Regions from separate parts of the Homo sapiens genome. Here region 1 is linked to region 2. A link is a loop called in an ENCODE intact Hi-C map of the cell type or tissue named here. Cell type or tissue: sigmoid colon. All regions are shown on one strand. Region 1 overlaps XYLT1 (xylosyltransferase 1). Region 2 overlaps XYLT1 (xylosyltransferase 1).

The links. Hi-C counts contacts between places; a loop is a spot of excess contacts. Peaks named below come from ENCODE experiments on the same cell type or tissue, not always from the same donor. Only the 100,000 strongest peaks of a DNase experiment are listed, where the experiment ranks them.
Region 1: a loop joins it to region 2, with 6 times the contacts of the local background. A loop is called at or near these places in 4 of 110 quality-filtered maps.

What each region holds. Positions count from the first base shown.
Region 1 is chr16:17,221,918-17,224,417 of GRCh38, forward strand. The region is part of intron 3 of XYLT1 (xylosyltransferase 1); the gene reads right to left. Among named protein-coding and RNA genes, the nearest start is that of XYLT1, 250 kb to the right of the region's middle. In sigmoid colon, no CTCF peak of the experiment used is centred here; DNase peaks (open chromatin) are centred at 1,014 and 1,324; H3K27ac peaks cover 90 bases.
Region 2 is chr16:17,312,416-17,314,915 of GRCh38, forward strand. The region is part of intron 2 of XYLT1 (xylosyltransferase 1); the gene reads right to left. Among named protein-coding and RNA genes, the nearest start is that of XYLT1, 160 kb to the right of the region's middle. In sigmoid colon, no CTCF peak of the experiment used is centred here; a DNase peak (open chromatin) is centred at 1,016; H3K27ac peaks cover 798 bases.

The DNA.
Region 1 (2,500 bases), 90 kb before region 2:
CAGCTTGAGCAGCTCTCCTACAGGGCCGTCCTCCAAGAGGTGACTTGAGGATCCAAATTGCTTCAACTACACAATCCCACTCCTTAGCACCCTTCTCTTGCAGTGCACAGAGAGGACAGCGATTGGCATGACAAATTCACAGCCCGTCAACTGGCTTGGCCAAGAAGTAACCATCATTTCCACTCACGTTCCTCTGAGGGAGACTGAATCCTAGGACCCGACCCAGATACCTGGGAGTTAGTAATGGAGAGAAGAACATGGGTCCTAGAGGAACATTTATATTTTATGTCACAGAAACATACTAAGTTATGCCCTAAGCCAGCACTTCTTGACCAGGGACAATTTTGTCTCCCTGAGGACATCTAGCAATGTCTGGAGACATTTTTATTTGTCACAACTGGAAGAAAGAATGCTACTGGCACCTAGGAGGTAGAAGCCAGGGATACCGCTAAACGTCCCACCATGTACGGGACGGCCCCCACAGAAGGGATTATCTGGTTCAAAATGTCAAATGCCAAGGTTGAGAAACTGCTTGAAACCCGTGATCCTGAAAAAGATTGTCTGAGGAGCTTATTAAAATGCAGAATCTAGACCGGGCGCAGTGGCTTACGCCTGTAATCCCAGCACTTTGGGAGGTGGAGGCGGGTGGATCACTTGACGTCACGAGTTCAAGATCAGCCTGGCCAAAATGACGAAACCCCATCTCTACTAAAAATATAAAAATTAGATGGGCACAGTGGTGTACACCCATAATCCCAGCTACTTGGGAGGCTGAGGCATGAGAATCAATTGAACCCGGGAGGCAGAGATTGCAGCGAGCCGGGATCGTGCCACAGCACTCCAGCCTGGGTGACAGAGCAAAACTCTGTCTCAAAAAAAAAAAAAAAAAAAAAAGAATCCTGCATTCCTCCCTCCAGATCACCACCCTGGCAGTATTTCAGTATTTTCAGGGGCCCTCTGGCAACTGTGACGGCCGCTCTTCGTGAACCACACTCAGGGAAACCTCACAGGAAAGAGGAATCAAGAACACCAAGCGGGGGCTGGGACTAGGCGCTGATGAACTCACACAGAGACACCCCTCAAATGCTTCAGGGTCAGTGTGAGGCAACTGCGCCAGGAAAAAAAAAAAAAAAAGAAAGGCTGACATTTGTTAAGTGCCTCTCTCTGTCTCTTTCGTGCAAGCCTTGAATTGCAGGGAACATATTCTAAGACTAACCTGTCAGCCAGTAACAACTAAATTACTAACCTTGCCTCCCGCTGTGCCCCGTATCCCTGTCAGATGCACAGTCGCACTCACAGAGGAATGCTTCCTGGAGATGTGTTCCCAGCATTGGGGAAGCTGACCCTTTTGCAGGAACAGAGCCACGTGGTCACATGTATTTCACAGGGGCCAGGGGGCTGGAAATAACCCAAAGGAAAGGGAAGCAACTCTGGGCAGAGCAGTAGGGCAATCAGAGTGGTTGAGGCTCTTGGTCAAAACCACGTCTGCTTTATTCATGGCACTCACTACAACCTACTTCACATCGTTTGCAGTCAGGTCTTGCCAAGAGGCTGTGCTTTAGCCAATAAAATAGAAATGTGATGCACACAACTTCTAGGCTTACCCATGGACACCTGTGCATGCTTCTCTGTGCTATTTCCCTCTTCACTGTCTGGGTGCAGAAGAGCACGGTGACCTTGGATGCTGTGTGTTGAAGATAGTGGAGATAGTGGAGTCAGATGGAAAGGGCCTGGATCCCTGAATTACAACATGGAGGGGAGTCAATCAGGAACATCTATTTTGGATGGCAGAGGATGAAGACATCAACCATCTTCATGTTAGAGACATTATACACTGGTGGCTGTGTTCCAATAAAATTTGACTTACAAAACAGGTGGTGGGCTGGATTCAGCCCACTGGCTACAGTTTACCCATCTCTGGTTGAAGAGAAGCTCTATCTACCAAATAAAGTACTAGTCTTCCAGAAAGAGTTATCTGATTAGACAGTTTGCCCTGTGTGACCTCAACGCAAACAAACATTGCTACGTTTGATTGTTATAGCAGCTGATGTTCCCTAACTAATATAGTGATTCTATACCTGGTTACTGAAGGCAGAAAGGCTTGGGTTCAAATTCTAGGACCAGACCTCGCTAGCTCTGTTATCTAGAGAAGCTACCAGAACCTTTGAGCTTCAATTTCCCAAAGTGGAAAATGGAAAGGAAATACTGAAGAAGGTAACCTGACATATTTTAATTGAAGGCTGTGGTATATTGGTCATCTAGGAGCTGTTGTACAGATGTTCTGATTGTTGACCACATTCTATCAGCGACAAGACGGACAGGAGGAAAAGCAAGGCATTGAGATGGGTGAAGGTGAACCATTTACAAAGCCTAAACTTTCCATACATTTCTTACATGAACAAATGAATGACCCAACGAACACTTTTAGCAGCATCTGCCTTCTATGAAGACCAGGCACGTGCATGCCTAATCACCCTTTGGGGGCAAGAGCCATCTGTGA
Region 2 (2,500 bases):
TGGGGTCTTGTCTCAGGGCCTTACCCGCATTAACATGTTTTTCTTTCTAACTTAAAAAAATAATAATTATAGACTCACAGGAGGTTGCCAAGATAGCAGAGTTCTGCACTCCCTCACCCAGCTTCCCCCAATGGTGACATCTTATGTAACTGCAGTGCAATATTAAAACCAGGCAATTCACATCAGTACAATACTGTTAACGGGACTGCAGATTTTGTTTTTGTTTTCACCCATTTTCAACATACTCATGTGTGTATCCGTGATTCTATTTACTGTTTAATCTTCACAGCAATCCTATTATCCCATTTTGCAGATGGGAAAACTGAAGCACAGACAGAATAAAGACAGAATAAAGTGACTTGTCCAAGGAGCTCGAATTCAGGGAATCTAGCTCTAAGCTACTATGCAGTGTTACTTCTCCGGCAAGTTCTGGTAACTAGTGCAAACTCGCTCATGGATCAGAGATGTTTCTGAGGGTACTCATATTTGAAAAGGACTTCTAGGTGTCAAATGTAGGTTCCAGACCCATCCCAAAGAACCGGATCCTCTTGGAAAAGCTCCCCCTGGCCGGGGCTGAGCAGGGAAGCTGGGAGAGAGGGCATGTCCGCCCAGGGCCATGGCCACAGATCCCCAGCCTTGTTGGCTCCTGGATAGTCTCTATCCCAGCTCAAAGGTGTGCCTGTCTGCCTCATCTGCTCTCAGGTTTCTGGTCTGGTGATGTTCTCGGGACTGGCCTGGGCTGCCTGCCAACACCAGAACTAGACAAAAATCTGCAGTTCTGAGCCTCAGCCCCTGCCCCTGGAGCCCTGGCAACTTCACAGAGGCCTGCTTGTGAGGCCAGGAAGCAGGAAGCTGGGCTGCTCAGCCCTCCGCCAACCTCCAGGCCCCTGGCTGCTGGGGCTGGAGGAGGGAGAGAGAAGGGGACAGACAGGACATCCAGTAAAGCTGTAACACCACCAAAAAAGGCCTCCCACACAAGCCAGCCTTGGCAGCCAGCGACCTACCAGACAAGGCCCCCCTTTCCTGCTGACTTTTATGGAGTGTTGGGCTCCTTGGAAGGGAATGTTCCCTGTGCTTAGAAATATGTGGAGATGATCTATGCATGTGGACAGGGACTGCTTAGACCCATGCACACAGCTTGGTTTCTAGCCAGATCCGTGGGACTGTGGGTGAATTCTTTCCTTCAACAGCATTGATGCTGCTATAATGCTGTCTGTGTAACTTAGGCAAGAAAAGGTTTCCTTTCATTAGAGGGGAAAACATCCAAACCATTAAAAAAAAAAAAAAGTTCATAGGAATCCATGATAGCATTGGGAGTGGTTCTGCCCAGACATGGAGCGACTGTGGTTAGGACCCAAGAAACAGCCTCATCTGTTAACCTCTCCAAGACTCAGTATCCTCAGCTGAAAAGTGTGGATTAGGCTGGAAGGATCCAGCCCAAACTATGAACCTACAGGGAGAATGGGAATAAGGGGATATAATTAAGGGGCTTTTATTTCTATTCTGTCCAGAGATTCAAAATGCAGTTGCCTCAGACAGGCCAGGCCTCAGCCATGTGTCAAGGTCATCAGTGATAAATCAATCCACCCTGGGAGGGTCAGGACACTGGAGAGGGTCTGTCCAGCCAAAAGAACATTAGAACTCAATTGTTTTAAGACACTCTGCAGGCCAAACCAAACTTGTCGACTCACTAGTTACTAGCTTTGAATTCTAAAGTCGACTCTTGTCCAGAAATCATTTCAGGAGCTCCAAAATCTCAAGATCAGGAGATCCTAGAGAAAGATTAGAAGCAACAGGCCCCTTGTGTGTGGCCCTTAAGTTAACACGTCACTGGCTCCCCAGCAGGGAACCTGGTGGGCCCTGACTTCAGGAGCCTCCCCAGGCCCACTCATCACCCACAAAACAGCACCCTTGGGGTGCTGCAGAGAGGGAGGAAAAGTGCTTAGTCAGCCCACCCCGCTGCACGTTGCCGAGTCAGTCATTTTTTTAGAGCCCTCTAGAAACCACTAGATTCCAGGTCCTAGAATATGCACTACAGGCTTCCCTTGGAGCATGAGAAGTACCTCTCTGACTCCCACCAATTGCTCCTCCATGAATGGCAGCCATCCATCCATCTGCTATCCAAGAGAACGCATACTGGGTGAAAATGTATGCACAATCAGCTGAGAGCAACATGCGAAACCAAATTATTATCTATCCCCTCCCATTCCAGGAAAGAAAGGCCTGTGATGAAAGACACAGAAACAAGAAAACCACTACACTAGTGAGAGAAAAATCAATAATCAAAGTGATAGAGGAGAAACTTGACAAACCAAAGCTAACAGAATAATTATGATTAACATTAGATGAGGCTCTGAGCTCCCTGGTGGCCAAAGCAAAAAGGGATGCTTTGTATTATATAACTCATATACAACTTGACAGCTAGAAGCTTAGCCAAAGAAAAAGAGAAAAGTTCAGTCCTGGTACGAGTTTGTCAGGCAGGTGTGTAGGTGGCGGAGGT